Linked DNA regions of Homo sapiens: region 2 is linked to region 1. The links are chromatin loops, found by intact Hi-C in ENCODE. Cell type or tissue: uterus. All regions are shown on one strand. Each heading gives the region's core, and the rest is flanking DNA. Links, peaks and the distances in the headings are about the cores only.

Region 1 (6,371 bases), core at 909-5,908:
AGGGTGACCACCACATTTTTTTAAAAAAAGAAATATAATTGATATTTTAAGAGAAGAGAGAAAATGGAATCATATAAAATATTCCATTAAATACAGAGAAGGCATAAAAAGAGTAGAAAGCAAACAAAGAAAAAGAAACAAGGGTAATGAATAGAAAACAGTTACAAATAGGGTAGATATTAATCCAACTACATCAATAATCACTTTAAATGTGAATGGCTTAAGTAAGCCAAGTAAAGGACAGGGACTAATGGAGTAGATTAAAAAAAATAAGACCCAGCTATATGCTGTCTACAAGAACCCACTTTATATATGAAAACACATGTAGATTAAAAGTAAAGGTAGGGAGAAAGGTACACCATGCTAATACTACTAAAAATAAATCTGGAGTCGCTGTATTAATTTCAGATAAGTTAGTCCTTAAGGCTAGTAACAGTTAAGCAGAGGGCTAGGTGTTCTTAAGAGCCCTTGCTTTTTCCTCATATATAATTTATGTTAAAAGAGGGTCCCCCACCTTTTCACATTCAGCACAGCCAAATTTCCCCTACATTTGACAGTGTGCACACTGTAATTTAGTGATATGCATGCCTGTTGAGTGTTCAAGTCTGATTTGGCTTCACCAAGAATAGAACAATGTTCCTAAAAAGTTTGTCATGAAGAGAAGCCCATTTAGAAATTCATCCTCTAACCATTGCATTTTATTGATTTTTATAAAGAAAGAATAAAATAATTATCTTATTTTCCTATGTTGCTTTGCCACACCTTTTGCTTTTAGAACTTCTTTGAATTGGAGTGACTTCTATGTACTGGGAAATGTTCATCAAACTATCTTCCTTTCTGCTTTGAAAAGACACAGATTATCTCTATTCCCTGAAGGGGGAAAAGGATGACAGCTACTTCCCTGGGGGTCTTAGGAGAAAAAAATTTAGGGTTTTAAAATTTTACTATATATTCGAGAATATTGTCTAAATCTTCCTTGGAAAATTGTCTATATTAGGGTCTTCATTTAAACAAAAACCATTTTAAATGACGTCTGTCAATCTCATCATACTCTCAGATTCCAAAATGCAATTAGTTTGGAGTATTCATCTATTCTCAAGGGCAACAAACCCATTCCAAAGGAGGATGTAGCCATATCTATTAGTGGTCAAGGACAGTTTCTTTCCACACTTGTTCTGTGATACAAACTTCCCTTTTATACAATCCTCATTCCAGAGACATGATTTACAGTAGGTGAAGATGAATATTTGTTAGGAACAAAGAAAAGGAAGAAAGAGAGGTCCTGCCTTCTCACTGATCTTCCTGATGTTTCTGTTTTCAATTTCCTTCACGATACAGCCTTAGTGCATGTCAGGACAGGGTTGGTGTGAAACCAGGTTCTCCCCTACTCCTTTCTTTTTCCAACTGGCTTCCTTGGGTAGCAAATATCTGACTTGCACTATTCTCCACGTTGCAACAGGTTGGTTTACATTGTGTACTACATGCAGTGGGATATGCTCCAATTACAGAGAACATCCGAAACAGGCCTCTGCTTTAATAAAGATATAAAACCTTTTTACCCTGGTGGGGCCAAGAATCTCAACCCAAAGGAAGCATTCTATGAAATGGTCTACAAACTAGGGCAAGGAGTTTCTTTTTTCTTTCTTTCTTTCTTTCTTTTTTTTTTCTGTAGTAACTCTAGGCAAATTCCTCAGAAATCAGATTGGCAAGGGAAAAGAAGGGGTGGGCTGGAACCCTGGAATTTGGGCTTGCTGAATGCATGCCATTCCCTTGCCACATAGTACAATTCAACGCCAACTGCAGAAAGAAAGATCTAAGTCAGAAGTGTGATGCAGACACAAGGCAATCATCAGCTCAATTAAACTGGTTATTCTACAAATAACCTAGAAACAGCAGGATTGCCAAACAATCTCCAGCCCCTGAAACATTTGCAAATGAGCATGACGACTGAGATTTTTCTTTCTTTGTAGCCATACACTGTCACATTTTAATGATGAATTATAGACATGGGCTTTTGGCAGCAGACTGTAGCAAACATGATTCTACACTATTTTCTTTTAATCAGAAGATACAAAGGCTTAGAGATACATGGCATGGTGCCTGAGAAAGAGTTAGATAAAGCTCTAGAAAGAAGGATGTGGGATGGAAATATACATATGCTTCCCCTTCTTTTTGGATGCAAGGCAGATATGCTTTTATTGTTATAAGATACATGATCTTTTGTTTCATTTTAGGTGGTATTTTTGCACCTGTTGGGGATGTTTATAATAAAATATACAACTAGCTGGTATGGCATACGTATCTAATTCTATAATATATACTAATCTATATCAGTGTCATTTAAAAATTGCAAATTAAACATATTTTTTCATAAACTAGTAATATAATCTCTTGATGTCATAAATATGAAAGTAACATATTATTTGTATAGTCATGATGTCAGGAGGATATTATTTAAGTACTTAATGGGATCAGAGGCTTAGTGCACAGGAAATATATTTTTTTCTATAAGTTTCCTGTGTCTGTTTTACTTAGTTTAATCATTTTAATTGCAATTTTTAAAATTTTAAAACAGGACTATAACTCTTGGCTGCTATTACTTCATTTTTATTCTGGCAAGTTCAGAAATACCCAGTAACATTGCAAAAATAAAGCCATAAGTTCTGAATTCTTCTCTGGCCCTGTCTTGTCTTATGTCTTTCTGCCTTCATCTCCCTTTACCTTCTCTTCCTCCTTATACACTGGATTATTTATCCCTTATTCATTTCACTAGGCTTTCAGTATAAAAGGAAGAAACAAACCTGAGTCTCTTTTTATAAAGCAAGATTGCTTTATAATACATCTTAGATGCCATAAGGCTATGTAGATATTTTCTTGAGGAGTGTTTTTGTTCATAACAATGCCTAGCATTAGACGGTTAAATGATATGTGGAAACTGATTTCTCAGGAAGAATTTATTTTAAAGGCGCAGTGTAATGAGTTGAAAATACAGAGGAAAAAAACTCCAACACATGGATTGAAAAAAAAGAAGTCCAGAGCTTTGGTTTAGGTCCCATATGTGAGGATGTGTGACATCCATCATTGGGATAAACAGTGCCTGGTGGCTGATTTACAGAGTGGTATTCCTCTACAGAAGGCAGCCATTCACCCCTTGACAATGAAATGAGTGATGGCAGCTGTATTCCAGAAGGATCTATTTGGGGAAACAAAACTTGGGATAGGGTGGGTCGGACATGAAAAGATAAGGAGACGTAAGGATCCCATCTGTTTGGCCCTCTTGGGTTAGAGCCAGCCTCTGGAGTAGACAGCATCTCCCTCTCCCTCCAGATTGTGGGGGTATTGAGAATTTGCATCTAGGAGACTCAAGCAGGCCACAGCTGCCCCTCAGTCAGTTTATTTGGGCTAGAATCATTGGCATCTTTTAAGAGTAATTAAAGTCTCACATAAGATATCAAACAGATAAAAATCTGTCTTATAAGCAAAACTGAAATTGGTGGTTTGTACATGAAATCTGACAAATGGAGGACTATACCACAGATGCAAGAGAGTTTAAAAACAGGATCCGTACTCCTAAACCATCACAACACCTAAACGTGATGACTATGAACCACTGAAAGCCTGTCCCATGTGTCTCATTTAATCATGACAACCCTATGAAGCCAGTATCATTGTCATCTCTTCTATTCTGCAGATCAGTGCACTGCAGCATAGAGAGGGAGGTGTATTAACTTTTGCCTATGGAGCTAGTAACAGGTAGAACCGGGATTCTTTTTTTTCATCATTTTTTATTATGTAAAATATATATAACAAAATTTACCATTTTAACCATTTAAAAATGTACAATTCAGTGATACTAAGTACATTTATAATGTTAGATAACCATTGCTGTTATCTAATTCCAGAATATTTTCATATTCCCAAAGAGAAACTTTGTCGCCATTAAACAGTAACTCCTCATTTCCCCTTCCTCTTGGATCTGGGATTTGAACTCATGAAACCTGAGATTAAAGCCCCAGGTTTAAGTACCAGGCTCTACCACCTTTAATGGTACCACCATTTTCTCCTTCATTGTGTATTTGACTTAATTCCAGGTTTTAGTGTTTGCTTTTTGTGTCGGGCCTCATGAGTAGAGCGCTCCATGGTGAAGGAATAGCAGCCATAGAATAGTTCCAGAATAATGGAGGCTTTGTGGCAAAGGTAGACATCAGGGTGCAAGTCAGCCTTAGCACTGCTAACTTAGCATCACTTACTAGCCTGCGGGTAGTTCTAACAACTAAGCAAGAAGGCCAGGATGTTGTGCTAAGCTGATGAATCAGTTTACAAATATGAACCTTTGCTATCCCATATCAATGGAATCATCAGGGGCTTCAAGTTTAAAAATCATTCAGCTTCCTATACTGCTATTTCCATAGCTAATAGGGAGAATATATATTGCTTTATAGCAAATCGCATGCTGGACTTAGTGTCTTTCTAAACTGTATATTATGCCCAGATGTTGAAAAGTCTTCTCTTGAAATTAAAGTAAATTTATGCAACTATATTATTTGGTAAGATCAGACAATTAATATTATTATTATTATTTTTGAGACAGGGTTTTGCTCTGTTGCCCAGGCTGGAATGCAGTGGCAGGATCATGGCTCACTACAGCCTTGGCCTCTGAGGCTCAAGCGATCCTCCCACCTCAGCCTCCCGAGCAGCTGGGACCACAGGCATGCACTACCACACCTGGCTAATTTTTAAAAAATTTTGTTGTAGAGACAGGGTCTCACTATGTTGCCCAGGCTGGTCTCAAACTCCTGGGCTCAAGCAATTCTCCTGCCTTGGCCTCCCAAAATGCTGGGATTACAAGCATGAGCCACCGCACCTGGTCTAATATTTTTTCTTCCCGTCTGATGTTCTATTATACATACCTATCATTATGTTACCATTTTGCAGTTGCTAAACTAAGAGCACGGGAAAAATTGAAGGGGCCAGGTAAGATGTAACAGAGAGCTGATATAAGAGTGGGGAAGGCCTTTCTAGAATCATGAACCCAAGTATTGACATCATAACAAAAAGTTGACTATATCGAAATTTAAAAGTTCTATATGGCAAAAGACAGCATAGACAAAGCTAAAAGTAAAAAGACAAATTGGAAAAAAAAAAATCTACAAAATAAGTGATAGGAAAATGGCTTCAGTCAACAGCCAAGGCAATCCTAAGCAAAAAGAACAAAGCCAGAAACATCACATTACCTGACTTCAAACTATATTACAAAACAGCATCATTCTGGTAAAAAAAAAAAAAAAAAAGACACATAGAGCAATGGAGCAGAATAGAGACCCTGAAATAAAGCCATACACCTACAACCAACTAATCTCTGACAAAGTTGACAAAAATAAACAATGGAGAAAGAATATCCTATTCAATAAATAGTGCTGGGAAAACTGGCTAACCATATGCAGAAGAATGAAACTGGACCCCTACCTCTTACCATATACAGAAATTTGGCCTGTCATAGTGTCTCACACCTATAATCCCAGCACTTTTGGAGGCTGAGTAGGAGGATTGCTTGAGCCCAGGAGTTTGAGATCAGCCTGGGCAACATAGCAAGACCTTGTCTCTACTAAACATAAAATTAAAAAGTACAGCTGGGCGTGGTGGCTCACGCCTGTAATCCCAGCACTTTGGGAGGCGAGGTGGGTTGATCAATTGAGGTCAGGAGTTCGAGACCAGCCTGACCAACATGGTGAAACCCTGTCTCCACTAAAAAAAATACAAAAATTAGCTGGGCGTGGTGGCAGGTGCCTGTAATCCCAGGTACTCGGGAGGCTGAGGCAGGAGAATCCCTTGAACCCAGGAGGTGGAGGTTGCAGTTAGCCGAGATAGTGCCATTGCACTCCTGCCTGGGTGGCAAGAGCGAAACTCTGTCTGAAACAGATACACACACACACACACACACGTTTTGTGGGTAGCTTGCTCAATAAAGCTAAATAATGTTAAGCAGGAGGGTGAAAGGAGAGACAAAGTGTCTTGAAATAAAAACACAGCAGAGCATGATGGACAATGGGGATTCTGGAGTCAGGACTAGGTTTGAAACTCAACTTCCTTACTTATTACCTGCGTGACCTTATTCAAATTACTTAGCCTCACTGAGCTTCAGTTCTCTCATTAATAAAATAGTAGTAATCATACCTTTCACCCAGAGTTGTCAGGATTAAACATGATGGAAGATATAACAGGCTTGACCCAGAGTGGGTGCTCACAAATAATAGTGTTCTTTCCTTCCCTTCAGACTTTGACATAGCATTAAATAGCCACAGCAGTCCTGAAAATAGATGCTTTTGCTAAACAGCACAATGTCCCAGTGTACTGTTTATACTGCAGTCTCT
Region 2 (6,371 bases), core at 518-5,517, 300 kb after region 1:
AGCCTGGCCAATGTGGTGAAACCCTGTCTCTACTAAAAATACAGGCATCTACTAATCAGAGAAGCAGGGTGGGGTCTCCTGAAAAGAGCATGGCCTTTGGGATTTAAAAGGCCTGGATTCAATCACTCTTCTACTTACTGGTTGTGTGACTTTGACAAACCACTTCACCTCTCTGTGCCACAGTTTCTATCTTCTCTGTAAATTGAGGATAACCAGGCCAACCTCGGGCATGGTGGCACATGCCTGTAATTCCAGCTACTCCAGAAGCTGAGGCATGAGAATCTCTTGAACCTGGGAGGCAGAGGTTGCAGTGAGCCGAGATCGCACCACTGCACAACAGCTTGGGTGAGAGAGCAACTCCATCTCAAAAAAAACAACAAAAAAGACTGGGTGCTTTAAGAGGCATGCATTTCATGAGTTTGGGTTACAACAAGAGTAATTTCTTAAAGACTTACACACCTTTGAAAACTGAAATTGACTTAGCACTCCAAAATCCACTCCATAGTACGCAAACACTTTAACACAAGTCCATACATCTTTCCTTCCTGTACCTGCGCTGGCAAGAGAACTCATTTAATGATTGATGAGGCAATGCTGTACCCAAGAAGAATTAATCAATAGTTTGCAATTATTATGGAGAGTGGGACAGTAGTTAGACAATAGCCAAGACCCATCTAGCTAGCAACAAAGTCTTTCTTTCTCTCTCTTCACATGGTACCAAAAAACTGAATTCTGCTTTATGGTTTTTTTTCTATTTTCCATCTGAATAACTAAAATAGAACTGGATGTGTCCAAAAAGCAAAGCCTAGAAAAAGCAATCATATGGCCCCCAGTGAATGTCAAGGTATCTATTAATGCATAGATTTGATTACTCGTCTTAACGGGAAAATAGGGTCAGGAGACTGCATTGTGTGAACTGGAATGGCTACCATGAATTACTATGTTTTAGGAGTCCATCAACTTTTTATTTTGCAAATCAAAGATCTTGAATTGAAGTCACGTTGGGCTGCACCCATGTGCTGACACGGCAGACAGTCCAGCTGGCCCTCTTGCAGCCTTTTGGGCCTGTCTGCCCACTTGGCTCTGCCCCTCTGCCCTCAATGGGGCTTGTATCACTGCTTAAAAAAAAAAAAAGAAAAAAAATGTCTGCAAAACAAGCTTTTGTGCAGAGAGGGGAAGCCTAATTACTCGTAATCAATATGGCCAGATGAGATTGGGCCCTGTGGATTGTTTTGGAGTCAGACAGACCTGGGGGCAAACTCTGGCTTTGCCATTTGCTAATTATGTGATTTTTGACAATCTATTGAAGCTTTCTGAGCCTCGGTTACTTCATTTATGAAATGGAATTCATAAGAGCATAATACACTTAGCATAGTAAGTGCTCAGCAAATGTTAGTTATTTAATAATGGAGCCAGTTGACTTCTTTGGAAGTCTGGATAATAATATATTTTGGGCATTAATAATGTAGAGAGAAATATTGTCATGTAACAGTTCCTTCCAAGAAAGGTAAACCAAGTCACAGAATGCAGGTGAGGTCATGAGTGGGTGGAGAGGTGAAGAGAGAATCATACTTCTGGCTGTACATGCCATTGGTCAGAAAACGAGGTTTCAGCTCTCACTTTAATGTACTGTAGTTTATTTCAACATCAAAAGAGCAGGGTCTTTTTTCACCGCTTTTTGTTAAGTAGTAGATTTCTTTTTTAGATGGCATAGAGTAACTTCTTTTGCATCTGCCTCTTCTTGACCTTCTTATTTATCTAACACTTCCGTCAGCTCAGCAACACTTTGCAATAAAGGACTGATCCCATTTAATTCCTCTGAAATTAATCATAATAACAGCAATTATAATAAACCCATTTAGTGTAAATGTAGTTGTAAATTGCTCTTGCGTAGCATTTTCGCCTTTAGTTTTGCTCTCACCAGCATCCACCCTAATATGGATCATGCAGTGGCCTCTCTATAGCCAGATTATTTTTCTGAGTTCAGCTCTTGCCCTAGTTCAGTACATGGCTGCTTTTTGCCATTTCCTTCCTCTGAGGGCAAGCAGGAAGCTCCCTGTGACGTGTACAGGTCACAGGGAACGTCATTTGATTTGAATTTGCTCTCACCATCCAGAACTTCCTTAGTAGTAGAATAATCATCTTATAATTCTTTTTTTAAAATTTTTCTTTAGCGACAGGGTCTCGCTTTGTCACCCAGTGACACAATCACAGCTCACTGCAGCCTCGAACTCTTGGGGTCAAATGGTCTTCCTGCCTCAGCCTCCTGAAGTAGCTGGAGCTACAGGTGCACACCACTACACATTGGCTATGTTTTTAATTTTTTTGTGGAGACTGGGTATCCCTATGTAGCCCAGGCTAGTCTCAGATTCCTGGACTCTAGCAATCCTCCCACCTCAGCCTCCTGAGTAGCCAGGGTTATAGGCGTGAGCTACTTAGCCTGACCCAGTCTTATAATTCTAAATGCACTGATGAAGCCAGAACCTAAAGATTGATGTTTCAACCCAACCCGTTCACCTTACAGATTAAGAAATCAAAGGCCAGGCACAATGGCTAACTCTTGTAATCACAGCATGCAATTCGGGAGGCCAAGATGGGAGAATAGCTTGAGCCCGAGAGTTTGAGGCTAGTCTGAGCAATGTAGGGAGACCCCATCTCTACAAAAAAAATTAAAAAATTAGCCGGGCATGGTATCATGCACCTGTGGTCCCAGCCACTTGGGAGACTGAAGCAGGAGGATCACTTGAGCCCGGTAGTTCCAGGCTGCAGTGAGTCATGATGGCACCATTGCACTACAGCCTGGGCCACAGAGCTAGACAGGAGGGAGGGAGGGAAACTGAAGCCATCCAAAAATGTGAAGAGAGTTATTCTATATCATAAAACCATTGGTGTCAGTGCCCAGACCAAGCTCTAAGGCGGTGAGGAGCACATTTCTGCCCTGCCAGGCCAGTGAGCTTCCTGGTGCCAGGAATTCTGTCATATTGCCCAGGCTAATGCTTTGCAGTCCCTTTTTGAATTCTGACTCCTGGGGATGGTGGGGTGGGAGGGAGCAACCAACAGGCAGGCCCTTGAGACTCTGGAAATCATTCAGGCAGCTGTGCAGAGACTCCTCCCTCTGGTCTGGAGAGAGGGGTGCAGAGGCCACAAGATAGCTTGCTTTTTGCCTCCAGCCATCAGCCCCACTGGGGTCTAGTTAGTGGGCCAGAAGTTGTGGGCCCTAATAGCATTGGGGTAAATGTCCTGGAGTCCAGCTCTTTGCTTCCCACCACTCTCTTCTCTCCTCCCTCTCCATGCCTGAGCCCTGGCTACACTGAGTGCATGTCTGATGAGGACAGAGCTTGGAAGCTGCCCCAGAACCAGCACCCACCCACCTGCAGGATGTGACCTCTGGGCTCTGAACACACTGCTTCCTCCCTCTTCCTCCCCACCTAGGGAACAGTTTTAGACCACAATTCCCAAACAGCCCCACTTTGCACTTTAATCCCAAAGAGACTCCAGCACTTTGTGACCACAGAAAACTTGTCACTTCATTATGATTCTGAAAAAAAAGAGAGCAAAGGGTAATTCATAGTTGTTTTAATGACTTTGCATCCTTTCCCATGGAGGCAGCTTTCAGCTGTTAGGCACAAAGGACGCTGGCCTTCTCTGACATCTGACAGTGCAGTGGAGCAGCATTTTCACAAGATTCTTCACAGCCAGTTAACCCAATTAGTCTTCCCACAGTCATTACCCAGGTGCCGTACCATTCGGCTGCCTGGGAGCCTCCAAAGCTCTGTTGTGTGGAGATGAACTATTGTGCCTCCCGACCTTGAAAGGATGTTTCTAACTAATTAATGATTGTTAAGTGCTTGGAAAATGCACTGTGGAACTATGCTGGGGCTCATATGTCTGCATCTTCAGCTGTGCGGATGCACTGAATGCAAATCAGAAATCCTTCCTGCCATTTGTAAAGCATAGGAAGATGGATATGACCCTTTCTTTTCTCAAAGAGTTATCTGTCCTCCTCCTCCTCTTTTTCTTCATTCGTTTCTTCTGAGCTGTGTATTTAAGCTCCCTTTGAAATGGGCCAGTGTTTTGTACCATTTCTTCTACTGAAGTGAGAAGGATCTTATAGGGTTTTTCCAGCCACGTGATCTTTAATGAGGCAAATTGAAAACCACTATTGGCTGAACCATCCGGGAAGAAAATGTGGTTTTCTGTATAGTAGTTTTTAAATTTTTTTGATATGAGCAATAGTGGGAAATATATTCTGTATCACAGCCCAGTATACTCACACATATGCATATATATGTACACATATATATACACCTACACATATATACATATGTACACATGTATACACATATACACACACTACATACACACATATACATATATATACACATACGTATACGTATACGTATATATACACATACGTATACGTATACATACACATACGTATATATACACATACGTATATGTGTGTATGTAATGTGTAATGTATATACACACATACTCACATTACATACACACATATATGTGTATATATACTTCACATATATGTGTGTATATGTGTTATACACACATATATATATTTGTGTGTATATATACCCATGGAAATATATACATGTGTATATATTTATATACACACATATGTACATTGGATTATGTGTATAATATGCACACATACATATTTATATATACACACACACAATTTTTATGGAATAATACTTAATTTTTACTGCGTATAACATTATTTGGATATCTGATATATTAGATATGTATCTATTGTTCTAAAATGCTGATAATGTCAGATTAAGCTGATTTCACCAATTTCTCATGAATTGGCCCCCTAATGAAGTGCAGTCAGCATTGGAAACACACTGGTATCATAGAAAGGCCACCAGAATGCTGGGCAAGGATCAGGGGACCTGGGTTGTATTTCAAGTTTTGTCCCAACTCCTAGATTCCTTTCCCCAAACTCTGTGTCCTCATATAAAATTAAGGTATTTTGTTTTCAAACTGAGGGTACCCTCAGACTACTTTTTAAGAAATCCTCTTGTGGAAAAGCCCATTATGGAAAACAGATCCCTGACTGGTCCATATCTCCTCCCGTAAGTCACCCCCACCCCCTCCCAGAGGTCCTTGCAACAAAATCCAAATCCTACTGGATTAGAAATTTCATGACATCCATCTAGTTCTGGCCTTCAATGATTAATTTATTTCTTAGGTAATAGATTCATCTAACAAAATGCAATCTGATTTATTTCCATGGATTCTGAGCTAGGAATCGCAATTGGGAATCTCCAGAACCAATGGGGATTTTTGCTGTAGGACCATCGTTCTTTTCTGCCTCAGCGTTGTCATTTGTTCTTTGGCCTTAAGAGATAGACTTCTTCAGGGAAGGAATGAGTTAGAAAGGTCTTCAGTTGATGTATGAGCAGGTGGACACGTGTGGATGTTTATTTATGTCATTGTGTCTGCTGTTTGCCTCCTAAATTCAGCAGGTTCTTGATTTTTAACACAGCTCAAATCATTTGGCCTACAGCTGGTAAAATACAATTTTCTGGGTTCTCAAAAAGAAAGGCTTTTCAGACTTATAAAAAGAGAAGCTCATAAGACTTCTTGAACATCAAATAGCTCTTACAAAACACCATTTTGATGAGTTAAGTGTAAATGAATCAGAAACATACGGATTAAATTTCCCTTGAAAGACACATGGGTTTAAGAATTAAGGGGGGAAAGTGCTTGGCAAGATGGATTTCAGGTTTGTGCCAAACCTCAAAATGTTTGAAAAATGGTTTGAGACATTTTTACCGAACGCAAAATGCCATTGAGTTTCCCTATCCCCAGACATAATAGTGAATCTTTTTGACAACAACTGTATGACAAGAAAAAAAGGCCTGCGGGACTTAGCCATTTTCTCAATTCTTTAATAGTCTCTCTTCCTCATCCCCCAAACCCCACTCCCCACCAAAAAAAAAAAAAAAAACACACTCACAGGGCTAAGAGAACTTCCTGATTAAAGTTTCGAGTCAGGCAATTACCAGAAAATAACCCCACGACTCAAAAATACATGAGTCCCCTCCCAATACTATCCAATTATACCATTTTCTAAGTGGAATAATGCACCATGAGGATAGGCAGTATTTGCTATATTTTATTCACTGGTGTCCAGAGCAGTGCATGGTTATTCTAGACATTTGTCTGACATTATAGTGCCAGCTTCTTTGGGGAAAGAAAATAAGTTCACTAAAAGCAAACAGATTGGAGAGAACTATTCATTGGTTTATTAAAACAGCCACATTGTGGAAATGCTATGTTTTATGAAGGCAAGACATGGGATGAGGCTTTCAAGTTGCTGGGAATGGTCTTGGAAATGTGCATTCTGT

The links. A loop is a pair of places that touch in the nucleus more often than their neighbours do. Peaks named below come from ENCODE experiments on the same cell type or tissue, not always from the same donor. Only the 100,000 strongest peaks of a DNase experiment are listed, where the experiment ranks them.
Region 2: a loop joins it to region 1, with 6 times the contacts of the local background. A loop is called at or near these places in 33 of 110 quality-filtered maps.

The regions. Positions count from the first base shown.
Region 1 is chr7:28,394,146-28,400,516 of GRCh38, forward strand. It overlaps a transcript of CREB5 not described here. Among named protein-coding and RNA genes, the nearest start is that of CREB5, 15 kb to the right of the region's middle. In uterus, for the core only: no CTCF peak of the experiment used is centred there; no DNase peak of the experiment used is centred there.
Region 2 is chr7:28,692,401-28,698,771 of GRCh38, forward strand. All of the region lies in intron 5 of CREB5 (cAMP responsive element binding protein 5), which reads left to right. Among named protein-coding and RNA genes, the nearest start is that of TRIL, 260 kb to the right of the region's middle. In uterus, for the core only: no CTCF peak of the experiment used is centred there; a DNase peak (open chromatin) is centred at 3,361.